Regions from separate parts of the Homo sapiens genome. Here region 2 is linked to region 1. A link is a loop called in an ENCODE intact Hi-C map of the cell type or tissue named here. Cell type or tissue: PC-3. All regions are shown on one strand. Links, peaks and the distances in the headings refer to the core of each region. The heading gives the core; the rest is flanking DNA. Region 1 has its middle 480 kb from the start of LINC02050. Region 2 has its middle 460 kb from the start of ROBO1.

The links. A loop is a pair of places that touch in the nucleus more often than their neighbours do. Peaks named below come from ENCODE experiments on the same cell type or tissue, not always from the same donor. Only the 100,000 strongest peaks of a DNase experiment are listed, where the experiment ranks them.
Region 2: a loop joins it to region 1, with 2.2 times the contacts of the local background. A loop is called at or near these places in 2 of 110 quality-filtered maps.

Annotation. Positions count from the first base shown.
Region 1 is chr3:80,274,482-80,290,861 of GRCh38, forward strand. No RefSeq gene overlaps it. Among named protein-coding and RNA genes, the nearest start is that of LINC02050, 480 kb to the right of the region's middle. In PC-3, for the core only: no CTCF peak of the experiment used is centred there; no DNase peak of the experiment used is centred there.
Region 2 is chr3:80,224,464-80,240,843 of GRCh38, forward strand. No RefSeq gene overlaps it. Among named protein-coding and RNA genes, the nearest start is that of ROBO1, 460 kb to the left of the region's middle. In PC-3, for the core only: no CTCF peak of the experiment used is centred there; DNase peaks (open chromatin) are centred at 8,508 and 9,328; H3K4me3 peaks cover 1,054 bases; H3K27ac peaks cover 2,201 bases.

The DNA.
Region 1 (16,380 bases), core at 5,326-10,325:
ACAGTTAATTTGCTGTTTCAAATATACTAGGCTAAATGATGCCAAGGAGGTGGTAAACATTATTTCTGGGTGTATCTGTGAGTGTTTTCAGAAGAGTTTAGCATTTGAATCAGTAGACTGAGTAAAAAAGATCCACCTTCACCAATGTGGGGGGCCTCACCCCCAATCTGTTAAGGGATAAAATAGAACAAAAAGGTGGAGAAAGGGCAAATTGTCTCTCTTCATATATATTCTTGAACTGGAACATCTATCTTCTGCCTTCAGACATCAGAGTTCAGAGTTCATGAGTTCAGAGTTCATGGTTTGAACTCAGAGTGAATTACACCACTGGGTTTCCTGGTTCTCCAGCTTGTAGGCAGCAGATGATGAGTCTTCTTAGCCTCCATAAACCGATGAGCCAATTCCCATAATGAATCTTCTCATATAGATACATAGATAGATAGATAGATAGATAGATAGATAGATAGATAGATAGATAGATACAGATACATACCTCCTATTGGTCTGTTTCTCTGGAAACTTTGACTAATACATGCAACTTTGAAAATATATATAGTAGCCAGCCTCCAAGATAGCTCCTAATGAGCCTCAACTTCTGTTCCTCAAACATTTATGAAAGGCCCTCCCACACTGTATCAGCATCAATCTATGTAATCAATATAATATGACATAAATGAATTTATGTGACTTCTGAAGCACAATTATAAAATCTGTTGCAGCTTCTAGTGTGCTTTCCATGTATCAGTAGCTCTGAATGAATCAGATATTTAGCTATGATGACATGCAAACAATGCAATGAATTTCATGCTATAAGTAACAACCCCTAACAATAGCTGGCACCAGCTTGCTATCTAAGCTACATGAATGAGCCCAGTTGGAAGCACATTCTCTAGGCCCACTCAATTTTTAAGTAAACTGCAACAAAGTCTGACATCTACCTGCAACTCATGAGTGAACTTAAGCCAAAACAACCCTGTTCAATCCTACATTTTTGACTAATACAAACTGTGAAAAAATAAATATTAATATTGTTGTTTAACTCACCAAAAGTTGAGGTAATTTGATTTCCAAAATAGAAATCTAATAGAAGTAAGAAGTAGTAGTTAAAATTATTACTGTTCTTATGTCATGATGTAATTTTTCTATTAAAATTCAAGTTTCTACACACTGAATTTTATAATTTATCAGGTTACTTAATGATATATTATTATACATGATTATAGGACTTTCTTGACTTAACAAACACGATGTAGCACTTTGGGATCTATCAACATTTTCATTTGCTTTTTTTTTTCATTTTTGTTTATAAAAACTGTCTTTTGAATCAAAGTTCCCAAGATCATGGCATTTTCCCTCATATTCCCATTTCCTTCGAACATTTTAATATGCCACATATTTTGCTGATTGTCAACCTTATTACAGTTGGCATTATAAAAAAAATTACCTATTAAACAGTAAGCAGTACTTAATGAAATTTCTATTAATGACTTTGTTTAGAGGAATGAACCTGTGGGATATTTGTTTAAAGCTAAATGGATGAAGGAAAATAAAAATTATAAGTAAGATAAAGGATTGTAAAGTATACCTAATAGAAAATTGTAGTAACTTGACTTTTCTATGATGCTCTTTCTTAATTACTAACTGACATTTAAAGTAAGTTCATAAAAATTGTTTTTTCTCTGGATTCAGCTTTACTTGTAAAATTTACAAAGCATATCTTGGTTTCTATGTTAATTAAATTGAAATCAGTGGGTTTTGCTATGTGCATTTTAAGATACAATAAAATGTAAATCCAATATTCAATTTAGTTTAAATTATTATGAAGGTGTCCAATTAGTTTTTTTCAAAAAATATGGAAAAATTTCCTTTTTCTTTAACAGAAATGAACCAGAAATGAAATTCCTTTATTCCTCATTTTACATCACCAACTATTTTGTTACTCAAATGGAATATTTCACTAATATAGTAGATATTAAAAGTTACTTTAGAAAAATAAAAGTAAATTTGGCTCAAACAAAAGTAATTTAAAATAAAATTATTTTCTGCCCAACCTCATTGTTAAGAAGAATTTGAAAATTAAAGCCATAAATACTATTTTAAACTTCCTCAACAGAAGGAAATTAAAGTGTTTGAATTACTAAGCATTAGTAAAGATATGGACCAAAGAATGCCTTAGTGTTTTATGGTGGCAGTAAAATGAATGCAAATCAATTTAGAAAATGATTTGAAGTCAACCAGCAAAACTGAAGTGGCACTCTAATGCATTTTCTTTAGAGAAATTTTTATTCATATATATGAGCAAAATTTCTCTAAAGATAATAAACATATATGTATATATACACACATATGTATGTATGAAGACATGGCTCAATATGCTCATAACATTTTACAATACAAAATACTCTAATAACTCAAATACTTATAAACAAAAATAGAAAAATAAAGGAATTTTCATACAATCAAATATTAAAGAGCAGTAAAAAATAAGTGAACCAGAATCACGTCAATGTGACTGATTTTCGGGAGCATAATGTTGAGTGGAAGAGCAAGTTATCAAATATCACAAGTATAATTTAACATAATAAAATTTCAAAAACAGGCAAAATCGATTCTGTATAATGTCTGTATATTGCTTAGGGGTATTAGGTAAAGGAATGGCAAGCACAAATTTAAGGATGGTTTTCTGTGAGTGTGAGGAGATATAAACAAGATACACCAAAGTTGTTGGTAATGTTCTATTTCTTATGTTGTGTAGTATACATATGACATTCACTCTATGTTTTTATCATATTTATTTACATATTCATTTGAATATGTATCTATGTGTATGTAAATATATTAAATACTGATAATCCTTTATGTAAATGTATGTCGATATCTGGAATTTAAACCAATGTCATTCTGGATTTGCAAATCGTGTATACTGTACACTATAACACAATAACTTATTTTGAAAAGCTACCCATTATAAAAAGCCACTGGAACATCCACTGTTGTAAAAAAATATAGAAATCCCTTAATTCATAAATATGGAGTGGATATGACTTAAGAGAAATTAAATATTGAGAAAGTATTTGAAAAGGAGTAACTCAGTTTAAATTGCTTTGGTAAAACATGTAGAGCTCGCCACACAATCAAAGTGGCAACACAGGAAACAGACATCAGAAAAATCAATACAGTGTTAGGTTACATTTAATCATGATTGGTGTGAGTTGGCTTATATTACTTCATATGACAAAACTCTAGTTGCTGGAGTCAAAGGAAAAAGAGAATGGGGTGGAGAAGTGGGAAGAAGAAAAGAGGAAAAACATAACCACACACAAAATAAGGATAAGTAGAAATTTAATATGTAGAAGAAAAAATTATTTCCTGTAAATTTTCATGTATGTAATAAAATTTAATTTATAATCATGTAATATTAATGGTAAGTAGCTTACAAATTAGGATAAGAAACAAATTATCTAAGTTATAGAGAAAGTTATAGGGATATCCTTACAAATAATGATAAGAAACAAATGATCTAAGTTATAGGTGTTTACCACTAGGAAAGTTACATTATTGCGTTTGAGTCTAAAGTCAAAATATTGTCAGACTCACTAAAGTAGATACTGACCTTCTATATCAGTAGAGCATGAAATTATCTGTCCTGTACGCTTTTTTTCATAATTCGTATTGCTTCCTCAGACAAGATCATACACGAGTATGAGTGTAATAAAATGTTAAGGCAGGACATTTATCTTGGCTTTAGGATCATAAATCAGGAGTACGAAAAGAAACCCTCTTAGGAGTCATTTGCATTAAACAATGCACCGCGATTTTTACGGTTAAATGCTATCGTAGTCACAGATCGTAAAACACAATCATGCTTACCGAGTTATGGTTATCTTTCCAAAGCCTTGAAATATAAATGGTATACGCAGGAACAGACTTTGAACAAGATTACTATAAATGAAACATATATCTTAAAATATTTAACCTTAAAGCTACCTAAAATGGCGTCTCATTTGTAAAATCATAACCAAAACGACCTTCAGTATCTGTGTAATATCCATTACTCTGTTGTCTGAATAGGGTCTCTGATCTGAGCATTGTTACATTCCATGAAAGGAGCAAAGCCATGAACAGGAACACAGGTTTTATAGGAAACTCTATGGTTCTTCCATGAGGTATCACTAAGGGGGAACAGAAGACAGACAAACAACTCTTGAAGTCCTATGATGCATGAGGCTGACTGTACCGTAACCATCTTTGTTAAGCTACTTGGGCTATTGTTAAAGAGATATAATTTGAAAGTGAACTTTAATGATTTTTAGAACAGAGTGTAACGTCCAGCACACCAATTCCTGCCTCCAGCAAGCTCTGAGACTTCAGGAAGCTGCCTTAGGGGCGTTTTCTAAGACTAGTCCTCATTCTTCGGCTAAATGCGTTCAGAAACATTGGATCGATTTTCAGGAAATTTTTACACTCTGCATTTGTAACATATATAACTGTAACATCTGAAAGAGCTAATGTGTCTGTCATTTTAGAAAGCAATAGTGAAAAATTCTATCATTTTTCATCAAACCTTCAAGAGGCTATATGTATTTTTTTCTTGTTTATACAATGCTATGGATGTACTACTTTAATATCCATTCTTTGAAATACACTATCCAACACTTCCTTTTCACCAAGCTATGTAGAATATATAAACTGTGTGTCAGCTACTATGAACAATGTTGACATAAAACCAAAACTACAAAAACCTATTTCGCTATCCATTCACTTCCCATCACAGATGTAATTATCTGAGAAAATGGGCTCTCTTTCATAGTCAACTCTGCTTGTAGCCTCATACGAGCTAGAAAGAGTTGTTTCAGTTTTTCTTGTCCTTAAGAAAATAAAGCTCTGCTGTTTTGGAATCCAATTTGCTCTGGGAATAACTTTCAAACTAGCAAATCTCCAAGCTTGATGTCTGTTTGTTCCTCACTCATTTCCCCATCTTAGCCCCACCTCCATAAGGATTCTTTCCTAAATCCTGCTTTGGTTCTTTTGTTTTTTTTGTTTTTTAAATAATTGCTGTTGAACAAAAGGTTTTATAAATGTTTAAAATACATTTTCTCTCCTATAAGTTTCTCCACGCTTTCAATGTCGCAATTTTGATAATAAAAATCATGCAATTTTGGTAATTCTGTATTTCCTTTCATCTATTTTCAATCCATTTTACTGCCATATTCTGTAAGTAAAATCAAATGCATTTGATTTTAAGTACATATATAGAGAAGTTTTGATAAACATATGTATCAGGGCAATCACTGTCACAACAAGGGAATTATAGAATATTCCCATCATTCCAAAATATTACCTTGTGTCCCTTCCTAGTCAAGATCCCATACCACCCCCAGCCCAGGAAATGATCCCACTAGCTTTCTTCTCCTATGGATTACATTTGTTTATTTTTAATCCGTTTGGTTTTTTTAGAAGTACATATAAATGACATTGTACTCTTTTATGTATTCTTTAAACTGAACTGTTATAGCTGAGTTTAACATCTTAAGAGTTATCCATGTTTTTGCATGAGTCAATATTTCATTTCTTTTTATTGGTAAATGATATTTCATTGTGTAAATATATTATCCTTTATTTATTTATTAATTCACCTGTTGATGGACATTTAGATTGTTTATTAGGAGTAAAGCTGATATGAACTTTTGTGAGTAATTCTATTTTTTAGTAATTTCAACTTTTATTATAAAGAGCTCACATGCATGTTTGTTACATGGGTCAATTATGTGATACTGAGGCCTGGGGCCTCTGCCCATCACCCAGGCAGTAAGCAAAATACCCAACAGGTGGTTCTTCAGCCCACACCTCCCATCGCTTCCTCCCCCATCTAGTGGTACTGTGTGTATCGTTCCCATCTTCATGTCTACATGTATTCAGTGTTTAGCTCCAACTTACAAGTGAGAACAGGTTGTTTTTAGTTTTCTGTTCTTGCTTTACTTTGCTTATGATAACAGCCTCACCTTCATCCATGTTGCTGCAAAGGACATGATCTCATTCTTTTGATGGCTGTGTAGTATTCCATGGCGTATATTGTACCACATTTTCTTTTTCCAATCTACTGTTGATGCACACCAAGGTTGATTCCATGTCTTTGCTATTGTGAATAGCACTGCAGTGAGTATATGGGTGCATGTGTCTTTTTGAAGGAATTAATTATTTTCCTATGAGTATAAAACCAGTAGTGACATTTTTGGATCAAATGGTAGGTGTAATTTAAGTTTTTTGAGAAATCTCCAAACTGCTTTCCACAGTGGCCAAAGTAGTTTGCATTCTCACCAACAGTGTATAAGTATTCCTTTTCCTCAGAGGACTTTTTAATAATTGTCATTTTTACTGATGTGAGATGGTATTTCATCATGGTTTTGATTTACAGTCTCTGATGATTAGTGATGTTGAACAATTTTTCTTATATATTTGTTGGCTGCTTACATATCTTCTTCGGGGAAGTATCTGTTGATGTCCTCTGCCCATTTTTTAAATTGGATTTTTTGTCTTTTGCTTGTTGATATGTTCAAGTTTCTTATAGATTCTGGATATTAGACCTTTCTGAGCACATGTTCTACTTCAGCTAGGAGTGAAAGAGCTGGCCCATTTGTTTAAGTTTATGCTAACTTTTAGAATGTATATTAAAGTAGTCATACAATTTTTTACTGTCATCAGCAACATACGGGAATTCTAGTTGTTCCACATCTTTGTCATCCTTTGGTATTCTCAGTCTTTAATTTTTAAGCGTTCTAAATGTGTAGTCGATTGTGTGTTGGTATCTAGTTGTGGTTTTAATTTACGCTTCCTGAAGAATAATGATTTTAAGCATTTGTTAATGTGTATGCTGGCCATTCCTGTATATTCTAAGTGGATGTGGCATTTAAATGTTTACTCATTTGAGCATTCAGTTGTATGTCTTATTATTGAGTTTCAAAGTTTCCTGCATATTCTAGATTAAAGTCCTTTGTCAGATATATGTTGTAAAGGTTAATTATATGTGTTAACTTGGCTGGAAAATGGTTTCCAGATATTTGCTAAAATATTATGCTGGGTGTTTCTTTGAGGTATTTTTGGATGAGATTAACATTTATATCTGTGAAATTTATTTTGAGTAAAGTATATTATCCTCCATAATGTGGGTGGACCTCATTCAATTAGTTGAAGTTAGCAGAACAAAGACTGAACTCCCTGAACAGAAGAAATTCTGCTAGCAGATTGCCTTTGGACATGAACTATTACTCTTTCTTGGGCAGTCTACCAAATTTACCAATCCTTCATGATCATGTGAGTCAATTTCTTACAATAAATCTGGGTGTGCATGTGTATGCATGTGTACCCATCCTATTGGTTCTGTTTCTCTGGAAAAGTGTGTGTGTGTGTGTGTGTGTGTGTGTGTGTGTGTGTGTGTGTGAATTATGAGTAATGTATTCAAGACTGAGGCTTGATTTTCATTCTCATTAATTCATAGTGCCTATTGAAGAGTAACGTTTGAATTGTGATAAAGTACAATATTTCACTTTTGTGAAAGGCTAGAACTTTTTAAATTCCATCTGAGAAATCTTTGCTATGCAAAGGTTATAAAGGTTTGCTCCTTTCCTCTCTGCTATTAAGTTTTTTGTTGGTTTAGCTTGTATGTTTAGGTCTGTTTTGAGTAAAATGTAGTAAGATCAAGGTTATTTTTTTTCCCACACAGATCGCTATTTTCCCACCATTATTTGTTGAAATAGCTAGTCTTTCTTTTTGAATTATCTTGGCACACTAGTTGAAAATCAGTTGACTATAGATATGGAAGAATATTTCTAAACTCTTTGGTTATATTATCTATGACTATCCTGATGCCAGTATCCTCTAGTTTGATCACTGTAGCTTAATTGTAAGTCTTGAAAACAGGTAATTCAAGTTTTTCTTCTTTTTTATTTATTTTTTTTAGGTATCAGAAAAATGTAGAAATTTTAATTTTCAAAAAGCTCCAACTGATAATTTTTTCTTCCATTATTATTGGTTTTTGTACTGTTAATTCTCTTTTTTATTTTTTTATTATTATTACACTTTAAGTTTTAGGGTACATGTGCACAATGTGCAGGTTAGTTACATATGTATACATGTGCCATGCTGGTGTGCTGCACCCATTAACTCGTCATTTAGCAATAGGTATATCTCCTAATGCTATCCCTCCCCCCTCCCCCCACCCCACAACAGGCCCCGGATTGTGATGTTCCCCTTCCTGTGTCCATGTGTTCTCATTGTTCAATTCCCACCATTGAGTAAGAACATGCGGTGTTTGGTTTTTTGTCCTTGTGATAGTTTGCTGAGAATGATGGTTTCCAGTTTCATCCATGTCCCTACAAAGGACATGAACGCATCATTTTTATGGCTGCATAGTATTCCATGGTGTATATGTGCCACATTTTCTTAATCCAGTCTATCGTTGTTGGACATTTGGGTTGGTTCCAAGTCTTTGCTATTGTGAATAGTGCCGCAGTAAACATACGTGTGCATGTGTCTTTATAGCAGCATGATTTATAATCCTTTGGGTATATACCCAGAAATGGGATGGCTGGGTCAAATGGTATTTCTAGTTCTAGATCCCTGAGGGATTGCCACACTGACTTCCACAATGGTTGAACTAGTTTACAGTCCCACCAACAGTGTAAAACTGTTCCTATTTCTCCACATCAATATTGTCAAATGACTTGAGATCATTTAGGTCATTCTAGGTAATTTTTTCTGTCCATATAAATTTTAGAAGAAGAGGGTCAATTTTTGAAGAAAAACAGGTGTAATTTTGATTGAGAATACAATAAATCTCTGGAATAATTGAAGGAGAATTGTAATCTTTACAACATTAAGGATTCTGGTTTATGAACACAGTCTGTCTCTATTTAGGTTTCTTTTAATCTCTCTGTCAATGTCTGAACATTATAATAGTTAGATTTTTCATATATTTTTCAAATCTGTATTCAAATATTGCATATTGCATTTTTAAAATTTATTGCAAATGGTAAATTAAAATGTAAATTTCTACATATGTATTGGTGGTACATAGATATACCATACATTTTTAGATATTAATTTAATATCCTACAATATTTATCAACTTACTTATTCATTTTAGTAACTTTTTTGTGGATTCTCTATGAATTTTTATGCGCACATTCATGTCATCTGTGAATAAATGGAGCTTTTTACTTTGTCTTGCCTTATTTTAATAGCTAGTATATTTAGTATAGTGTCAGTGCAAATGTACAAACCTGCCTTATTCCTTATCTTTCAGGGAAAACTTTTAACATTAGTCATTAAACATAATTTTAGCTATAAATTTTTATAGATGCCTTTTATGAGACTGAGAAAATTAACTTCTATTTACAGTTTACTAAAAGTTCTCCATAATAAATGAATGTTTACTTTTGTCATTTTTTTTTAGTTATCGAAATTGCCTGGTTTCAGTCTGATGATATGGTGAATTATGTTGCTTGACCTCCGAGTGTTGAAGACCATCCATTACTAAAATCAATCATTTTGTCATAATAAGTTACTCTATGCATTTACTCCTAGACTCCCTCTGTTAATGTTTTCTTAAGGGTTTTGGTACCTATATCTATGAGTGATAAAGGCTGTAAATGTCATTTCTTCTGTCACCTTTGCTTGGTTTTGACATTAGGCTAAGGCTGACCTAATAAAATGTGTAGTATGTGCTCCTGCCTCTGTGTTCTTAAAAAAGTTTGCTTGGTGTTAGGTCTTTCTCAAATGCTTGATAGAATTAAAAAATAAAGCCACTTTGGCATGAAGCTTTCTTTGTAGGTAAAGTTACTAATTACAGAGCAGTTTATCTAACTGATAGGAAACAATTTTTTTTTCCAATTATTCTTCAGTTAATTTTGGTAATTTTTTTCTATTGAGAGAAATGTTCTATTATGAAGTTTTAGAATTTGTTGTCAGGAAGATTTTTATTGTAAACCTGATTTATTACACTAATTTATCTAGTATGTACAGTTATTGTTCTTTTTTCATTGTAGTTATTAGTAATTTATGCCCTCCTGATTTATATCTTGACCATGATAGCTAGAATTGTATAATTTTTCTTAATTAGAAATATTTTTACATTTCTATATTTTTGGTTTGCTACTTTATTAACATTTGTCCCCATTTATATTTTTCTTTCTTCCACTTATAGGGAAAAGTAGATAATTTATTTGTTTTTTAGATTATTGATTTTAGAACTTTATCTTTTCTATGCATATAATTAAACCTACACATTAACTTCAAGGCCTGTTCTAAGCTGCTTCACAAATTTTGATGTATTTTGTTTTCATTTTCCTCTTTATTAAAAATACTCCCTCTTGTGATATTTTTCTGATAGTTATGAATTACTTAGAATAATTATTCATTAATGATATAAACTGTATAATCATTTATGGATTATACAGCCTTACATGTGGTTTTAGTAGTGAACTCAAGCCTTTGCAAAGTGTTGACCCTTTATTTGCAGGCTACATTTTTCTATTGCTTTGCACACTTAATTAATTTTTTTGATAAGATGATGGACACTGTAACTGTTATAGTTTGACCATCTGGACTCAGTTTTCTCTTTTAGAGTGTTAGGCTTTGTTTAACCTGCAGTTAGGTTACTTGTGGGTCAGTATGATTACTTTCAGGTTTACTTTTAGCTTTGCTCTGAAAAACCTAGATTTGTTTTCACTTCAGGAATGTTTCCGTTTTACCACGAAAATTTTACCCATTGTGGTGTCTAATGAATCCTCTTCTTGAGGATTCACTCAGCTTGCAGTGAGCCAAGATCATGCCACTGCACTCCAGCCTGGGCAACAGAGCGAGATTCCGTCTCAAAAAAAAAAAAAAAAAAAAAAGCATGCAGTAATTTTTTTTTTTTTTTTAACTCAGAGAATTGTTTATCTTACAACTTCTTTGTAGATTTTTGCCTGGCCTAGTTGAATTTCTTGCTACATGTGAGTAGCCTAGTACTCAGCAAAGAGTCTTAATTAGGTAAGTCAGTGCCTATTTAAATATCTGGAACTCTTTCTGTGGTCTCTCTCTCCCTTATTGAACTCTGTCCCACAACTTAACTTCATCAACCTTCTCAGATTACAATTTCTGAGCTTTCAATTCAGCAATGCCTCTAGGCTCTTCTAAGCTTTCTCTCTCTCCTCCCTCCATCCAGTTTTTTCTGCAGCTGTAAAGTCAAGCTGATCATTGCGCTCACATTGTTTTTCTTTTCTCAGGGTTTACAGTCACCCTCTGTCTGTTGTCCAATGTATGAAAACTATCGTTACATATAGTTTGTCCAGTTTTCTCATTGTTTATAAGGGATGTAAATCTGGGTCGTTATTATTCCATTATGGACAGAAAAAGAAATCCCCTAAGTCTGTTTACGATATTTTGAAACAGAAAAAAAAAAATGTTGCTGTATGTGTCTGCTATCATTTACTACTTGGCAAAGAGTCACTGTTCACCAAAGCATAAAATCAAATGCTTAATTTGAAGTTGTTAAGCTGTATTTGAAAAAGCAAATTCAAACAAGTTTAGTTAGATGGGTATCAAATGCAGTACAAGTTAAAGGTAGGCACTTCTAATATATTAATTTCTTGAAATGTGTTCTCATTGCAGATGTTACGTGTCACTTAAATCAGAAAATGAATCTTAAGCTAGACTAGTTCATAAACTTTTTCAACAACAAAATAGAAAAATATATTAGAGAGAATTCTGTGATCATATTTTAACTTGTTCGTAATGACATTAGAAACTTAGTGGTACTGCTATTGGGATTGATATGTAAATATATCAAGAAACTGCCTATAATTTTTCATACAGACATGGGATATTACATGTGATGATAAATTATAAATATGATTGAATGTGAAGCTGAATGATTAAGCTTGGAACCAAAGAGTAAGCACTCAATAAATACTACTTGACTGATTTATAAGCAAGGGTACAATTTTAAATGCATCCAAATGTTTAAAAAGCCTGCAGACCAGGTGCAGTGGCTCACGCCTGTAATCCCAGCACTTTGGGAGGCCGAGGTGGGCGGATCACGAGGTCAGGAGATCAAGACCATCCTGGCTAACACGGTGAAACCCCGTCTCTACTAAAAATACAAAAAATATTAGCCGGGCTTGGTGGCGGGCGCCTGTAGTCCCAGCTACTCAGGAGGCTGAGGCAGGAGAATGGCGTGAACCCAGGAGGCGGACCTTGCAGTGAGCCGAGATCGCGCCACTGCACTCCAGCCTGTGCGACAGAGCAAGACTCTGTCTCAAAAAAAAAAAAAAAAAAAGCATGCAGTAAAATTAAAATAAATAAGTGGTAATAATATGCTACTATAGATCTCATAATTTCAAGACAGCATTTTAATTTCTCATAACAATTAACCAAAAATTTAGATTTGCTTATCTCTGAGACTAATATTCACATTATTCCAATATACCAGTTAAGAAATATTGGGGAAATAGACCAATATAGGAAAATGTGTCTATTTTCTGTAGTTTTGTGATGACAGAGCCCAAGTGGAACACTGAAGAGTCTAACTAGAATGCGAACCATAAGATGCAGACATTCCTAACTTCCAGATTTCTTAACTTTAGAGATATCCTCAACAGTTAAAAGATGTAGTGAAGTGTTTTTCTAGTTTCCACATTCTTTCTTTTATCTTCATCTCTCAGAAAAATATATATATGCTGAATACTTTCTTTCTGTTACCATATACAATACAACCACCCAAATATTTTCTCTTTTATTCCAAATAAATATTCAGTTTCTCATTTCTTTAAGGTGATTTTTACTTTTTTAACAATGCCTCAACTAACTTATGTAATAAATTAATCTAGGATCACTGCTATAATATCAAAGACCCATTATCTTTAACTCTCATCTAAAATGGGAAACATCCCTATTTAATAGTGGCTTTCAATGGAACGACCAAATTTTCTTTCTTTTTTTTTTTTCTTTTGTGAGACAGAGTCTCGCTCTGTTGCCCAGGCTGGAGTGCAGTGGCGCAATCTCGGCTCACTGCAAGCTCCACCTCCTGGGTTTACGCCATTCTCCTGTCTCCTGCCTCAGCCTCCCGAGTAGCTGGGACTACAGGCGCCTGCCACCATGCCCAGCTAATTTTTTTGTATTTTTAGTAGAGACGGGGTTTCACTGTCTTAGCCAGGATGGTCTCGATCTCCTGACCCTGTGATCCACCTGCCTCGGCCTCCCAAAGTGCTGGGGTTACAGGTTTGAGCCACCACGTCCTGCTCAAATTTTCTTTCTAACCTGCAGAGGTTAGGAGTTAACCTAGGATTTGAAAGTGTATGCTAATAGGAATGGCAGATTTTGTAATGAAAACTCAGTAGAGAATGTACCTGGAGAAAGAAAACATTGTAGAATCCTAAAATCATTACACTGGTGTAGTTTATAATGTTTAAAGTTCATAATGTTATGATATTAATATATAAAGTTTTTAATGTGAAAGATAAAATAACTCATTTCCTGCCACATAAGAAACCTGGTTTACAGGATGCTTTTAATTTTTGCTAACATATAACAGATTTAAACTAGGTCCTTCAACCTAAAACATATATTCTCATTTGTTACATTACTAACAACATATTCAACTTAAGCTTATAGAAGACTGGCATAATATCTATGATAGATTTCAAGATATTGTGACCAAGCATGTTTTTCTACCCGGTCTGGGAAGTCATTTTGGTGGTTAGAGCTATGCATTTCAATAGTGATAATGCAAAAGAGTTAAAAAGAGCAAAACTACACTTACTTTCAGAAACTATAACACTTATCTAAAATGTAGAAGTTTTCAGAGAAGAAAAGTGCATTTCAGTTATTCCTTGAGTCATAGATCTTAGCTTATTTATTGCTTCTCTAACTTTAGGGGGCTTTAACTCTCATTCAATGGTCTGGTAAGTTTCATTATGTCCTGACTGATGAAATAAAGGCAAATATATAATTTCTTAACAGAACTTGTGTTACAATAAGAACAGATAAATGAGCTGACCTAGTGGATGTCCTCAGATGCCTCAAGGAATTAAATGTTCAGCTGAGAAGAATTTCAATCAATGTCAATACCCTGCCTGCCATCAGATTTCAGATTTGGAATGGTGCTCAGCCACAAACTCCTGATAGTCTATTAAGGACAGGAACTTCAAATTTCAATCAAGATCTGAAAAAATCTCAATGTCTGGGCGATTCTGTCTTATTTAAAAGCTTTTATTTAAAAGCTTTAATTTATCTGAAAACTGTAACACACGTTAGAAATGGTGAGGAAAGAAGAAGACAGCTTTAAATAAATCTCTCCAAAATAAATACTAGGTCAGAAAAATTAAAACATTGCATATTTTATTGTGTGACATTAATCTACATTGATCCCCAGACAAACTGAGTTCCCCTCCAGTAACTTTTCAACCATATTTCAAACTGTAATGATGCAGAAAGGTCAAAACAAGAAAAGATTGTAGCAACATTGATATTTGGCATGTATAATACACTTCGTTTCTGTAAGACATATTTTAACTGGCAAGAATTTTTCTTGTGTCATACAATTTAATATCAAATAAAGATCTTTCTTTCTTTCTGTGGATTTTTGTGTATAATGAGATAAAGTAACAACAAAGTGCTTCTAAGAAGATTATGTTTTAATTGTAGGATTTTTTATTTGCTTTGATCTTTGTGTAGATGGCTATCTTGACATAGGTACTTAGAAATATCTACGGAGAATCATTTATTGCTAAACTCAAAGAAAAAGGACAGTATTTTAAGATTCACCATCATAACAAATAATAATTTATTTCATAAAAGTCTGAGTATGCTTGTACAAGAAAATAATGAAGTAAGTTTTTGAAGTTTACATCACTCTAGCTTTTAAATTAACAGACTATTTGAACATGGGCTTTTCATTAATCTTTGGCTCTTGATGTTCTCACAGGTGATAAAATGTTGAACCATGGGATTTCCTAGGGTTCTTTTTGTATATTAAATCCATGAGGCAAGTTTTGCTTTCCACAAACACATTAAATTACACTCTATTAAATATGGATACTATGTTTTTCAGTACCTATATTTTCAAAATTGTCATAGTTGTAAGAGAATTTTACACATGAAAAGTATTTAAACTTACTTTAAATGAGTCATATAAATGAGTAATGTTTTCTTAATCATTTTATTTAAAGCTGCAAGTACCTTTGATGTATTTCAGATGCGTATCCTTGAATACATCTTGGTACTTTTAAGGTAAAAATTGATTCTGGGCTACACATTTAGTTTTGAGCCAATACCTTCCTGAAAGTAAATCCTGAGAGTCTTTCTTGTAGTGTTGTCAGGACAGTATACTATCGATTTTTCCTTGTATTTTGTTAGTTCACAGACTTCAAAATCATACATATATGGAGAGATAATACCCGTTATCTCATTCTAATATCTTTATTTTCCTATTTAGAATGAGAGAGAAATATCTGTTTAAGGGAATACAGAGAGAGACCTCCATTTCTATTCATTTTGACAGACAAAGAAAATACTAAAGGGATATTTCACATTTTTCAAGTATGTAATCCTTTGGGATAACATAAAAGTCATAACAGTTAATAATATTGCTTCCAAATATGTAAATCAAAATTAGAAATATAAGTAGAATTTGAAAAATTTACAATAACATTCTGAGTCTTTGAGAATAGTCATATTGAAACTTGATGCAGTCTCTTGGCTTTGAATTTACCAGCCCACTACAGAAGGAAAAACTGGATCAAAGTATATATCCTCAAACTTATGTTGCCATTTGTGCTCAGCAAATAGGAAAAAAAAGTAGATAAATCTCCCCATGTGTTAAACGGAAGGATGGCTACCTGGTTTTCTGGTTGCTATAGACTGAACATCTCTGATTTAGGAGTAGTCAATGTGGAAGGAATGCATCAACTTCCTAGTTTTTATTATACTGTAGAAGTATAGACGATGTAATGAGTTTTTCTTCATCTTTGCTCTATTTTCACAATTGTTAGTGGAAATTTTTCTAGTACATAAATAAAGGTTTAATCTCAGTGCTATTCTAAGCCTTTTTTTTAATCTTCCCCTTGGGAATTAGGAGGACATGACTCTTGGCCTATGACATTTTAGCCAAAAGTTAATTATATTTTAGTTGTTTTGCAATTCCCCACAAATAATTAATAGATTCAAAGAGTAGTCAAGGACTTAAGAGTACAGTATTACCATACCCTGAACAAAAGTTGTGAAAACCCGGAGAGATAAATAAATGTAAAAATTATTGACATAGTGATGACAGTAAAGATACTCTTGTCAAGTCAGTCTTTAGTTTTGTTCTTGTATTAGTCCACTTTCACACCACTATAAATA
Region 2 (16,380 bases), core at 6,022-11,021, 49 kb before region 1:
CTTCTCCTGGTTCTTAGTCCTTCTGCCTAGGACTGAGTTGCCTACACCATTATTGGGTCCCGTGGTTCTTTTGGACTCAGAGTCAGTTAAGTAAGACCGAATTTAGGAAATTTTAAACTATGTTAGTCTTTGTCCTACAAGGATCGTGTTTTTGCAGTTAAGTGGTGTAATCTGATTGCATATGTAAGCACCACTTCTGATTGCAGAGTAGAGAGAAGATTAGAGATGGTGACAGTTAACCTGGGAATTAGCGAAAAGGGAAGAGCAGTAGTGCATAGGAGAGGTGATCGTGGTTTGGACTTGAATGCTATCTGGAGAAATGCTGAGGAGGTGATAAATTTGAGACATATTGTAGAAAATAAAATGAATAAAATTTGGTGCTATAATTTATTTGGCAGTTGAAAGACATGGAATTTTCAAAGATTTGTCTTGTATATTTGATAATTTTTGAGGAAAAAAGGTGTTAGGCAAGCAAAGGATAGTCAGGAAAATACAAATTTAGTTTTATACACATTAAATTTTAGGCACTTTTACGTTAACATAGATATACGCATGGAACTGAAAGAAAATATTTGGCCCGAGTATATAAATAGGTGAGTAATTTGTATAAAGATGAAATTATACAATATGGATGTGGGTAAGATTTAATCAAAAGGGAAAAGAAAGGAGATTAATGTCTAGTACCTGGTCTTGAGAAACTCTACCTTAAAAATAATTGATGGGCCGGGTGGGGTGGCTCACGCCTGTAATCTCAGCACTTTGGGAGGCAGAGGTGGGAGGATCACCTGAGGTAAGGAGTTCAAGACCAGCCTGACCAACATGGTTGATCATGCTACTAAAAATACAGAAATAGCTGGGCGTGGTGGCGCATGCCTGCAATCCCAGGTACCCCGGAAGCTGAGGCAGGAGAATTGCTTGAACCCGGGAGGCAGAGATTGCAGTGAGCCGAGATCATGCCATTGCACTCCAGCCTGAGCAACAAGAGCGAAACTCCATCTCAGAAAGAAAAAAAAAAATGGTGGAAAATAATAAATTGAACAAATACAATAGAGAGGTAAGACACTATAGCAAAATAGGTTCACAAACAACAAACAAGCATAAAAAAAAAAAAGACATAACCAAAACAGCAACAAAGAGGGTACTATAGCTTCATGAAAATAAAATGAAAGAACATTGCTGGAAAGAAAGAGTGATTAACAGAACTGAATAATGCTTTGAGATTATGCAAGAAAAACGTGGAAAAATCCTAATTGAATTAAGAAATTTAGAGGTATTGAGGTTATTAATAAAGCAATCTTATATGGTCTTAATCTTTGTGTCTGCCTAAAATTCATAAATTGAAATTCTAACCCCTAATTTGATGGTATTAAGAGGTAGGGCCTATTGAGAGGTAATTAGGACATAAGGGTAGAGCCTTCATGAATTGGATTAGTACTTCTATAAAATAGGCCCAAGGTAGCTCACCTATCCCTTCCACCATGGGAGGACACAGTGAGAAGGCGTCATTCAATGAATCGGAATGTGAACCTTTCCCAGACACAAAATCTGTCAGCACTTGATCTGAAGACCACCCAGCCTTTAGAATTTTGAGAAATCAATGTCTGTAGTTTGTGAGCTACCCAACTGATGGTATTTGGTGATAGCAGCCAAAATGGATTAAGATACAATCAAAAGTTCTTTCGGTAGTGTGATAGTTTTATGTGCAAATGTGGCCAGACTAGTATCTTCTTATTAAATGAAACACTAATCTAATTGTTGCTGTGAAGGTATTTTGTAGATATCATTAAAACCCCATTAGCTGACTCTTAATAAAGGAGATTATTCTCAATCATGTGGATGAACCTCAACAAATCAGTTAAAAGACTCACTTGGAGGCAAACACTGAGGTTTTCTTGAGGAAGAAGAAATTCTGCCTGAATACTGCAGCATTAACCGTTTCTCAAAAGTTGCATCGCTACTGGTCTATCCTCAAAACTTTGGGCTTACTAGCCCTAACTTTTTCTCTCACTTACTCTCTCTCTCTTTCTGTGTATATATATACACACACACACACACACACACACACACACACACACCCAGATTGTATATATACAGTCATGTGGTATATAAGGGACATTTGCTTGAGTAATGAATGACATATATGCTAGTGGTACCAGGGGATTGTAATGGAGCGGGAGAGTTCCTGTCACCTTCTGATATCATAGCTGTCATAAATTTGTAGTGCAACACATTACTCATGTTTGTGATGAGGCTGGTGTAAACAAACCTAATGTGCTGCCAGTCACGTAAAAGTCTAGCACATATAATTATGTACAGTACATAATCATTGATAATGGTAATAAACTATTATCTAACTGGTTTATGTATTTATTATACTATACTTTTTATAGTTAGTTTAGAGCGTACTCCTTCTACTTATAGAAGCAAAGTTACCTGTCAATGAGCTTTGGGCAGGTCCTTTAGGAGGTATTCCTGAAGAAGGTATTGTTATTGTAGGAGGCGACATCTCCATGGGTCTTATTGCTCCTGAAAACCTTCCAGTGGGACAAGATGTGGAGGTAAAGGACAGTGATATTGATGATCCTAATTTCCTGTTGGCCTAGGTTACTGTGTGGGTTCACGTTTTGGTTTTCAACAACAAAATATCTTTAAAAAACTGTAATGACTTAGAAAGTAGAAAAAAGCTTGTGGAATAAAGATATAGTGGAAGCTAATATCTTTGCATAGCTGTACGTTGTGTTTGTGTTTGATATTGTGTTATTACAGAGTCAAAAAGTTAAAAAATAGACATTTCTAAAATAAAAAAGTGACAGCTAAGATGAATTTATCATGTAAAAAATAAATTTAAAAAATAAATCTAGTGTAACCTAAGTGTGCAGTGTTGATATGGTCTGCAGTGGTGTACACTAATGACCTAGGCCTTCACATTCACTCACCACTCACTTACTGACTCACCCAGAGCAACTTTCAGTCCTGAAAGCTCCATTCGTGGTGAGTGCTGTATATAGGTGTATCATTTTTTTTTTTAGTCTATTGCAACTTACTTTCACTGTATCTTTTCTATGCTTAGGTTTAGATACACATGTTTAAATACACAAATTCTTGCCATTGTGTTACAATTGCCTACAGCATTCAGTGCAATAACATGCTGTACAGATTTGTAGCCTGTGAGCAATAGGCTATACCGTATAACCTAGATGTATAGCATGCTATACTATTTGGAGTTGTGTAAATACACTATGAATTTTACACAATGACTACATGACCTAAGAACTCATTGTTCAGAATCTACTTCTGTTAAGTAACACATGACTCTATGTGTGTATACAGACACAGACACACACACACACACACATACACACACACACACACACAGAGAAAGGATCAGTGATGAGATATAGGTACTTTGAGTGGAAGCCAGACTGGAGTGAGAGAAAGAGAGAATATGTAGAATATTCCTTTGGAATTTGATTCTGAAGGGCAAGAAAAGCTGCATAATAGCTGGATAGAAAATGGAATTAAATGCTAAATGAAAGGCTGCAATAGAAAGTGAAAGGTTGGATATGCACATTACAGAAAAAAATTGATAATATATTTGATGCAAGAAGGTTGCATGGATGGTAGTCATTGTTCTTAAATGACGATTGTGAAAACTTAGATGTAGGTATTTTGATGTCTAGTTATAATAACTAGAATCTGTGTGTATCCAGTCTGATGGTGGTTTGAGTTTCTTTTGTGAAGTAGCCTGTGAAAATATCCATTTAAAGTGAGGACATGTAATGTTGGAAAGAGGGAATTACAGGTCTGAGAATAAGAGAAAATTTAGAATATAAATTTAGGTTGAATTTCAAGCATAAACATGGCTATGTATGTCAGTATTTTCCCTCTTTTAATGAAAATTCTTTAAAACAAAGACAACAATAATCATAACAAGAAAAAGAACTTCCAAAGTCAGTTTTTCATGAAATAGGAAACAGATTAATCTTGAGATTCCAAGTTATGTGAAAAATCCCACCAAAATATTTATTATTTGGCAAAAGCTATATAAGAGAACACAGAGAGGCGTAAATAATAACAGCAGGGACTGGAGGGGTGGCATTATTACAGAAAATAACAGAAAAAATAAATTTTCTAAATGTACATTTCTTTCTTCAAAAAGAAATATGAGAACTGGGGTGAGTGGAAATGGCAGAGGAAGCTCTTCTGAAAGTGATTTTGCTCAGGACACGGATTTGTGCAATGAGACACAAAAATCTGTCAGTCACTGTGGCACCAGAGGTAGAGTGAGTCTTTGATACATAAAAATTTCCCTGCCCAATAGATTACTAGAACACTTCCTATATAAAGGAAATGAATAAAAATAGCTTGACAGGGGATATTTAACATACATAATGTTAAAATAATATAATAAAGAAAAGTAAATAAAATTAAAAGAAACATAAGTAAAACTAAAAGAAGATAAAGAACATACAAATGAACCAACAGATAAGGTGACCAGAAAAAATACTGCTGGAAAGAAAATACAAATTTTGTTCATTATTTTCTCATGAATTAACACAAATAGTAAACAAATCACTTTGATCAAAAAGGCAACAACATAGAAATTTAAAGAATCAAGGACAGGAGGATATGAAAGATGGGGGTGACAAAATGGGTATAGAGATGGAATTGAGAAAAAACAGGCAAAATTAACCATAACATCAAAGCAGTGAAGACAAACTTGGAAGGAGCACAAGGATAAAGGTTCTGTAGAAAACACAGTAGTGCACATAGTGAGTAGAAAACAGAAAAAGAAGCTCAAGGAAATGGAAGTTTTAAAAAGCATTAGTTAAAAAAGAGAATAAACGATAGATTTAGAAGGTAGAAAACATATATAGCGTAGGTATAATTGGAGACTATAAAGAGATGAGACAAAACAGTGGAGTAGAACAGAATTTAAAAATGTTTCATAGTAACAAATAAGTACAATTAGAAATAAATCTACAAATTAAAGGGGAAGACCATGTGGTTGAAAAAAGAAATCATGTTTCTTTGAGGGAGGGAAATTAGTTCAACTGGGGCTTTTTTTTTCCCCCACAATATTTAAGGTTAGAAGAAGGTGAAACAACATGGAAGAGATATCCTCAGTGAAAGAAAATAATATCATCAAGAACTTTATATTTCTCCAAACCTTCATCTAATATTTTCAAAGAAAAAATTTTACAAAGCATTTAGGAATTTATCCATATGGCATGCATTTACCAAATGAGATATTGTCAAGTTTACTTAGTTCATTGTTTTGTAATCCGTTAAGATTGGAAACAACCTAAATACATAAACTCTGTATATCCAAATAATGATAAAAGCATAGGAGGAATATTTTATGTGCTGTTAAAGATCTCCAAAATACATTATTAAATTATAAAGGACAAAAGGGTATAGATAATGTTATATAGTTGTTCCTTGATATTTTTGAGAGTTTGGTTCCAGGATCTTCATGACACCAAAATTTACAGATGCTCAAGTCCCTTATAAAAAATGACTTCATATTTGCATATAACTAGGCAAATCCTCCTATATATTTTACATTATCTCTAGATTACTTATAATACCTAATACAATGTAAATGATATTTAAATTGTTGTTTATACTGTATTGTTTAGGGGATAATGACAAGGTTAAAAAAAGCGTGCATATGTGCAGTACAGATGCAATCAGCCATTTTTATTTTCCAAATATTTTCAATTCACAGTTGTTTGAATCCAGGAATGCAGAACCAAAGGATACGGTGGTAGGAGTAAAAATAAAATGCTAGAAAAGTAAAGTATCAGTTTTTGCATTTACATATATTAAAATGTTATAGAAAGCATATAAACACCACTAACAGTAGTTATGTTGAGGGCAAGGTATGGGAAATGGAATATGGACAAGATATTAAGAGAAAGATTTTTACCTTGTCCCTTTTTTGGTTTCTGAATCACTGGAAAACATTATATTCAAAAAGGAAATGAAGAAATTTAATTTAAAAAAGGAAGCATTAATAGAGTAGGTGAACTAACTGAACAAATACTCCTAAGCTCAACCTAGATTTTTTGCTAAGAAGCTTTTGAGAAGTTAACTTAGAAAAATGTCATATTCCCAGCATAATTTTCCCTAACATTGGTTATATCATAAGAAATAAAGAATCCAAATCAATCTGTGATCCTGCCCAGCTATGTGGCTGTAACATATGGCAAAGTAATGTCACTAGCTCTGTTTCAACTAAAATCAAAACATGTGACAATCCTAGTGAATTATTTAAACCACAAAAACAAAATATACACTTACCACTATCATTAGTTGAAGTAATTGTTGTGTATGTGTCTGAGTTGTTACATCTTTGTCATCCTTGGAATATTGGGGTTTCTTAGATGATCTATGTCATATAAAAACTACTGAATATATTTTAGGACAGGGTAATTGGAGATATACACAACTTGCACAAAGCTCCTTATTGAGAGAAGGAGTGCTGTTAGCCACACATAAAAACGGTTGTAGAATACATTCATGAGACCTTAAAAGAAAAAAAAAAATCAATATTGAACTGTCATTCTCCATTGCATATGCAGTGGCTCTCCCTCTCAAAATAACACATATTTTAATGAGCAACCTGGTAACATTCTGTGTTACCTGTATGTACTCTTGTATTACTTAGATGAGAGGACAGAAATACTAAATTGCCACTTCAGCAAATTTTATAAGCAGATACAATTATGTTTTATTTTATATTATTGCCCAGGATTTATAAATAAAATATTACCCCTGGACGGCTTTAAATGTGAAATTTCTAGTGATTCTGTTACTATCCAGCCACTGTAGGTGGAAGTACATTGTTTAACTCTTGAGTAATATAATGCCACACTCATTCTGGACTTTTGTTGTTACTTCCAAATAGGAAATTAAAGTGTAGAAAAATCTAATGGAAAATCAAATTAACCTTACTAAAATGCAAACGTGATGACTAGATACCTTAAAATGAGAACAATCTTGCCTGTTTAATACAATTTTAATTCATTTTAATCAGTTACAGCATTTGCTCATAAATAGGCTATTTCAAAATCCATTTTGCATTTTATTTTAAAAATTGTTTTTTTGAGTACTTTTGCCATCCGTCTGCAGTGCAATTAATTACCTAATACTTAAAAATGTTATTTTGAAAGACACTTGTAAAGTCAAATCATGAGTTTTGTTTCTTCTGGTTTTTATCTTAACTCATCTTTTAATTAACATCTATAGTGATTCTACATTCTCCATCCAAATATATGATAATTAACCGGGATAAGATTAAGTGCAGCGCAAGTTACTGTCAGATAAAACTGCAAATTGCAATACATATTATAAACCAAGGTAAATCATGCTTTCCAAATTAATGTATCTTAAGTTTACCCTGGTGAAAATATAAAACCAAAGCAGCCATTTAGGCCGAAGAAAACTACAAAGCATTTTATTGAATATTAGATGTTAAATGAAGACTGAAAGAATAGATTAATACATTTGTAGTTTGTTATAACTGCTCAGTGCTTCTGCTTTTAAATTAATTCTCTATCCTGTTTAAAAATCTGTTCATATGATATATGTTTTCTAGTATATTCAATATCTAATTACAGTGTTAATCAAAGTATATTTTATAAGATATGTTTCTTTTCTAGAAATAGTAATTGTAGAAGTTATAGCAAGTGGTGCCTATCCTATTAGAATTGATGAGTTTTAATATTCTCTGAACAAAGGACAAATATATATTAGAACACAGCCACAGGTATGTAGATCATTAAAATAAGTAACACACACAAGCAATTAAAATGTGAAAATTTTAACAGTCACATCAGATTTTTTCCTCTTATTGTACTTTCTGAGAATTTCTTCAACAGGTCCACCAGAGAGATATCAAGGGCATAAATATAATGTCTCCTTGGGAAGGAAGTAGTTTTTAACAACATAATTTATAAATTAAATTAATATTTTCTTTTCTCCTTTAAAATTCCCTTAAGTTTTGGCCACTATTGGAAGAGCAAACAAGCAAAACTCACCAAAATAATCAATGACAAATATCCAGTAATGCTGCTTTTTAATATAAAATTACCAAAAACAACAACAACAAAAGGTTATGACTCCAAAATCTCTCCTATGAAATGAGAGTGGGAGCATGTCAAACAGCTGGCATCCACTGCCTTTAGTTTCTCTGTATAATTTTGAAAGTCTATGTTCCTGTTTAGCTTATAGAGAGAAATAAAGCCTAACTCTAGGGTAGTGAAATTGTGGGCACAAAAACATCTAACACAATCTTTTAGAACAGTTGTTTTCAACGACATAATTTTGTCCCCCACAAGAAACATTCGGCAATGTCTGGAAATTGTGTTATTGTCACCACTTCCAGTCGGGTGGCTTGACAAAGACTCCCTTCTTCAGCAAACATTAGTCAGGCTCCCCTGAGCTTTCTTTTCAACTAGAACTTGACCTTGGTGTTCTATGTGCTTGGCCTGTTAACTCAATGTGGTAAAAGGATCCTACTGAGTCAGCTTAGTGAATCACCTCCCTGCCCCCACCTTGACGTCTGAACAAATTCCTCATCCCCTACCATTCATATCTAAGTCTTGGCCTGCCTTTAACAAGATTCCCGTTAAGTTTCTTTGATAAAAATTCCACTATCTTTGATATCTAATCAATTGATTGATTATTAGTATGTTTCTGTCTACTAATCTCCTCACTCTGGTCGTTAGCTATAAATCTCCAGCTATCTTCAGAGTAATCAGAGTTTTGTTCAATCTCTCTTCTCTATTGTAATAGTCTTAGCCTCTATTGCAGTATCCTTAAGTCACATCTTTATTGCTGTTTTTAACAAGCACCGAGTGCATTTCTAAAAATACAATGTTTAAGAATAATTTCCCTTTAGCATGATATTACTGGCATCCAGTACGTAGAGGCCAGGAAAGATCTACAGTGCACACAACAGCCTCACTCGAAAAAGAATTATCCAGTCCAAAATATTGACAGTGCTGTGTTTGACAAACCCTAGCTTAGAGAGTTGTCACAATGGCTAACCTACATATGGCCCACAGTGGCCATCTACCCCTATCTGCAGTAAAATCAATGGACCAATTTGAATGTAGACTGCACTTTCTTTGTTAAGGCCCTCTGGACTGATAAACCATAAACAGGGCTAGAATTTAGGAAATTTGTGGGGAGGAAAGCTGCTGGACGCACCCACCCTAATATAGTGGTGGTGCTTTGGAAATAGATGAATATACACCTGGACATTAGCCAAGGGATGTTTTAAATCTGACTGGATCATATGCTGGCTGGCATAATGCAAACTAACAGGAATATCCCTGAAGCTCAGGCAAACAGGCTCTGCATGATCAGACTTAAAAGTGTGATGCCATTTGGCACCAGAAGCAATAAAAATGGACTGCTCTTACTGAGTTTCCTCCTAAGCCAACCGTGAGCATAACCATCTTAGTACTGAAGAAGCCTCCAGGATGTTAAAGTAATTCAAGCAAAAACTAAAAGAGAGACCAAGCTGCTGACAACCCTGCTCATAAGACAAGTGCAAGTGCAAGTAAATGACTGAAAAAAAAAAATTGAAAGAACAAAAATGAGCAACTAAATATAATTTTGCATTATATGTCGATCGTTAAATTGCTTGATATTGTCACTTGGTATTACTGACATTAATGCTACAACAGCACAGACAGAAAGGTTAATAGGCACAGAAAGCTTACTAGAAGAGGATAGAATAGATGGACATGAATACTTTATGTAAAATCTAATTTAGCTCAATCTGGAAAAATAAAAGTTCTTAAAAATAAAGGGCAGCTATTGCTGCTGTCTGTTACCTGTTTCTCTATGATAGATGGTCAAATGCTACTTAGTGAGAAGAGAGGACATGCCAAGTTGCAAAGACTGAATAGAGGACCTGAAATAGAGACAGAGACAGAACATACATCTTGCTCAACAAAATGCTTTTCTAGATTCGGTTTAAGTTTCTATTGGTTATTATCGGAAATATCAGGCCCCATGTTCAGACTTTGAGCGGTTACAGAAATCACTGAATGCCATTTCAATATCTCCATGCTTCAATCAAATGGGACTATTATTAGTCTCCAGGTAGTGGTGTCCTTGATCCCCTTCTCCTTTAACATAGCATTTTCCCTTCCGGAAAAGCTTTTCCCTAACCCTTGCCTTAGCCACTTTCTCTGGGGAAAGTCATCAAGTCCCTCACCCCTGTGGTCACCATCTCCTGCAAGTCTACCTTGACTATTCCAGGCTTCCAAATGAGTAAAGCGTCCTTTTTCTAACTCTCTGTACTCATTGTACTTATCACTTTGCTTTGTAATTGTTTGTTTACTTATCTGTGAGGACTTTTCTCTTTCACTAATCTCATAGTTTCTGGTACAGTGCTTTACACCCAGGGGAAGTCAATAAACATCCCTGGCTGATTCGCTCTGCTTAAGAGCTTTAGGTAAAATAATTACCTTTTGGTAATTAGAAGCACACCCACACAAAGCAAATGCTAAAAGACGGGAAAATAATAGTCAAGGCAAAGAAGGCTAAAGGAAACTTTTCTCTAACTTTTATTGTCTTTAGAAAAGAACTTTAATTTCCTTTTTCTTTTCTATTATGAAACATAGAATAAATAAATCATCACATATAATTTATTTAATATAGAATATTGATTTAGCATTTCAGCATAAAACACTGCAACATGCAAGAACTCTGGAACCAGATTACCTGGGTTTAAATCTTGACTGTGCCACTTGCTCACAAGTTATTTTACTTTCTTTGTCTGAATTTCTTCTTCTAAAAAATAACGACAAAGCAACAAAAGAGGAATAATAAGGATAGTATCTCCCTCTAAAGTCCGTGTTGAACATTCAGTTAATGGATAGATAGAAAGCACTTGCAGGAATGTCTGGCAAGCAAAAGTGTTCAGTAGATATTATATTATTAAATATTACATCTAATAATTTTTAGCATATTTTGATATATCATATTGATAATATTTGATATTATTAGATTATTAGATATTAGATATTATATAATATAATATTAAATATAATAATATTTAATATAATATTATTAAATATAATAATATTTAATATAATATTATTAAATATAATAATATTTAATATAATATTATTAAATATAATAATATTTAATATAATATTATTATATATAATAATATTTAATATAATATTATTATATATAATAATATTTAATATAATATTATTAAATATAATAATATTTAATAATATTATTAAATATAATAATATTTAATATAATATTATTAAATATAATAATATTTAATATAATATTATTAAATATAATAATATTTAATATAATGTAATTATTAAATATTATATTTAATATTATTATATTAGATATTAATATATTTAATATTATTAGATATATTATAACAACATATTATAGATTAACACATTTGTTTATGTTTTCAAGATACAAGTAGTGTTTGTAATACTGAATGTAATACTGACAACACATCCATCTTTTCTGCTTTGTGAGACTGCATTAAAAACAATAGTAAAGAAAAAAAGCACAAAATATATGCCAGATATTTTTCCATATCTACACTCCACTTTTTATATGATTTGTGAATTACATCTTTTGCCTTTTGATTCTCTTTTTTTTTCTAGCAATTGGAGGGACTTAAATAAATTGGACTGAGGAAGACTGAAGTTGGGTATTTTTTCCAAAACCTCATTCATATTACGTCTCTGTGAGTTAGCAAGTTCAGTGAATGCCACAGATTCTGTGGGAAAGTTCTCTATTAGCGATGCAGGTAGTTCTTCTGGATTCTGCCAATTTCTCCTTTGCTTTGCTCATTCTGTTCTTGTATTAGTTTTCTTTTGCTGCTGTAACAAACAACCACAAACGTAGTGGCTTTAAATGACACAAGTGTGTTAGCATGTAATCCTGTAGATCCCATGTCTGACACTTAACTTCACTGCCCCAGGATCAAGGTGTCAATAGTGTTGCATTCCCTTCTGGAGGTTCTATGCAAAAATGCATTTCCTTGCCTGTTTTAGCTTCTAGAGTCTCATGGCTCCCTTTTCCATCTCCAAAACCTGCAATGTTTCATCTCTATGAACATTCTTCCATAGTTGCCTCTCCCTCTGACTGTGGCCAGGAAAACTTGTCGGCTATTAAGGCTCTATGTGATTAGATTAGACACACCTGGGTAATCCAGGATAATCTCCTTCATTCTACAGTCTGTAAATAAATCACACATGCAATATCCATTTTGACCTGTAAGACAAAATGTTCCAGGGATTAGGATGTGGACCTCTTTTGAGCTCCATTATTCTAGTCAGCACTATTTTTGAATGATAAACTTTTCCAGCTGTTGCTAGCCCTGGAGCACTTGATGTTTCCTTTAAACTTGCCCATACATGTATGAACATAATCTTTTTAAACAGCTTATTTTAATTAAGCAAGGCTACTCACTGACCATCAAAGATAAAAATATATTGAGAAGGGATATCAGTGAAAAAGAGATTATACAAATCTTTTATGAGCGAATGAAGTAATATGGAGCTTCTTAGCTGTACCAGCAGTAAGCAGAAACCTAAAGGATCTACAGCATGAAACAACCATGTGAAACAAGCCAAATACTCTTGAAGAATCCCTGAGAAAATCAGGGCATACAGGTGCCAGGGACTGCAAAAGATAAAGATGAGATGAAACATCTAGAAACAGGAGTATTGAGTACATTTCTGCACAATGTATTAACTATTCTTTCAGGCAGAACAATGGTTTATTTTCGGAGACATTGAATAACAACAGTATGAATTTCTGAGCACGTAAAAAGGTAGATGGTCACGGAAGAAGGCTGAAAACCTGTCCCATCACACAATAGAATGTTGCCCAGCCAACTGGCCTTGCCCTTCCCTTAGAATTCCTGCAGGTAGAGCAATAATCCCAAGTGTTGAAGATTGTAGAGTCCATCATGGAAGTAAAAGAATATACCTACATAAAAGATCTGCATATACTGACATTTTCAGGATTCTTTAATACATTGGCCTTCTGTAGGTGTAGCCAATCACCTACAGAAAGTTGACAAGGTGATAAACACCACTCTATCATCCATTGCCCATGTTAGAGGATGGAGAGATGCTAATAAGAACAAAGTGCTCTGAACAAAAGGCCTGCAAAAGAGAACAACAACAAAAAAAATTAGAATTTTTAAAAAAAATTATAAAGTATCTATAAGGGTTTTTAAAACTCACTATAATTCAAAGCCAAATAAATCTTCCCCAAAATAAAGCAGATAGAAATAAGGATGATATACAAGACAGTATAAAATAGCCTAATAATAGTTCCAAAAGCTATTCCTTTTCCAAAAGAAAAGAAGAGGCAGAGTATGCCACGGGACTGAGGTTGAGGGGCCGGATACTTTCTTCTTTCCCTATCTTTTGGCTTCGAGAGCGCATGCATGGGAATTAAGCTCAAAATGGGTTAGGATTTGCTCATGAAAGTAGCTTCCATTGGAAGTAGCAGTTCTGCCCACCAAGGGCAATGTCCTTGGCATTAGAAGGAGATGATGTTAGTTTAAACTGACTTTTTTGATGTAGCAACTGACCTTGTCTGTTGTTCCTTTTTCTGTTCATACTTAGATTCCCGAATTTCTTTTCATCTGGCTCACCAGCTTTCACAAACAATGCAGTGAATTTCCTAAAACCCTTCTCATAAATTTTTGTTTTGCCTATGTTAGCCAGATTTGTGTTTTTTATCTTGCAACTGATACCAATGCATGATATAATTTATTACCCTTTTACTACTGTTTGACTTTTAACTATTATGTGTGTAGTAATTCTGATGAAAAAAAAAAAAGCATTACCATGGAGAAAGGTTTTATTTATTGTCAGATTCTGGGAAACTTGGATTTTTTAAAATAAAAACATCTGGTCTACTGTTAGTTTTGTAAGGTTTAGATTAGGCAGTGATGATTTTGTTAAGAATCTATGCATTTGAGGCTGGTATGAGGCTTCAAATACCATAATCATTGACAAATAGTATGCCTTTTTGAAATTCTTTAAATAAATAAAATAATGTTGTTATAATTTCGTAGCATTTTCTTTAGTTTTTGTTGTTGTTATGTTCTTTTTCTCATTGTTTAAATGGACATTCTCTCAAAAAAACACACTGTTCTATCACTTTTTTTCCTGTTTCATTTGCTGAGATAACTTACCTCCCCTCTTTCAGTGATAATCTGATTTTTTTTCCCCTGGAAGTTCTTAGCGTAAATAACAAACTTCTCTACTCTGGACAGGCATGATAAGGCAGTAAGGAAATGCTTAGTGTTCAGACATAGACACACACACAGCCTGTCTCCATTCTGTCTCTCTTTCCTCCTTCCTTTCCTGCCTTCACCCTACTACACACACATATACATGTTCACACATTTATCATTTCTTTGTAATTCTTTCTCATTGCTATTTAATACAGACTTTCTGTATAATACCAAATGGTAATATAGACTGTTATAAAATAAATTTTACACATCTAGAAAGGTATATGGAAGTTAAAAATCCTTATTTTTAAGTATTATCTATAGCCAAAGTAAAAAGAAGTTTCTTTCCCTTACACACAGAATATTTTTAGAATTTTTTCCGTATGAGCTAAAGCCTATTGTAGATTGTAGCGATTAATGGGGAAAACAAATGTCAAATTCAGATGTATGTGTTAGGCAAGGTAACTAGAAAATGTATTTTTTTCAAGTTCTAAGCAAAGAATGTCTAGCTTTTTCTGTCCTCTGTGATTGGAACAAGCATGAAATATGTATAACATTTTAGGAGCACATATAATCAATCTAATCCCATTAGACTGGGTAAACAAATTAGCCCTAAAATTGCTGAAATTTATCACAGATTCCAATAGATGTTCACGCATTATTTGCTCTTCTCTGCTTAAACATGTGATGCTAAGTCCGTTTTAGGCTTTCACATAAGGATTAGTCTTTCCAATCATACTGAAGGCCAGATTGCTTAACTACAGCACACAGTGTCATGCTACAGATAATCCATGCCCTTGATTAATGTTCTTATAATCAATTGCTGTCTGGAAGTGACTCCTTCCCATCACACTCTTCACAAAAAGAGCAGATGGTATTTAAAAGGTTATGGCAAGAGGGCATCACAGAGGTCAAATGGAACATCGATCAAATGGGCAGAAAAATTGCCTTTTTTCTTCTTCTTTCTTCTTATCGTAATAATCCACAAGGGAATGAGGTATATGAATTATACTTTGATCTATAGTTCAAGCACTAAGATATTTTCTTGTTTCAAATTTCTGTGTTGTTTTGGGTAATGGACCTGGAAATTGGATTCCTTGTGTGCCAGTAAAAAATTGTACCAATATGATCATCTAAAACAAATAATTCTTAGACTCAAGAAGATTTTTTCAAAACTTTTAATGCAGCCAGAGGGTTTCAACTTAATAAAAGCTTTAATATATAGTGACTGTTGGTTCAGTTTTTTTTTTATAGGTAATGGCTTCATTTATAGAAACTGACACTACATTTTCATTTTTATATGAAATTAAATGCATTGCTTTATGTGTAGATTTTCTCTCTGTCTCCCTGTCTTTATCACATTTGTGACAGTCTATCATACATTTCAAGGTGATCAATTCTTTTTTTAATTGATATGCTTAGTTCTAATTAGGTAAAATCCAGGTTGGGAGGCTACATTCCAATGTGCAGAATACAAAGATTGAAAATAAGTAAGAATATGTAAGTAAAAAGATTCTTTAAAAACCTGAAAGGTGTTACTTTCATTAATTAGCTCCTTCAGATACATAGATGCAGATGGCCTGGCCATGAATAGATCACTTCTACACAATATAATGAAGATGAAGATATTCATTATATAAAGAGAATATGCACTCCAATTCATGCAGAAAAATGAAAAGCCTTTTGAACATGATGGTAGAGGGCTCATGATGTGAGATATTTCTGTAGGTTTCTATTGTTCAAGGTACAATCACATGCATTTTCTGATGACTCAACAATCATTTATTGAGTGGCTGTTTTGTACATAAGCATGTTAGTCACTTGGAGATGCAGATTTTTTTTTTTCCCAAACAAGTAAGAGTACAGTGGTGCAGTCATGGCTTAAGGACATCTTTATGGTCATGTACGATTAAGGAGGAAATAATATCCATACAAAAATAACATTATCAGACAGTTTTTATTAAAAAAAATTCATAGGAGAATAACTGGCTAAATGTAGGATGGGTAGTTCTCACAATACCGTTTATGTGATGTCACTAGAAAAAGAGATATCTATGGACTATATTGGTTAAATAACGTTTCACTCTGTTGAAGAAAGGGCTTTAAGAATAAAT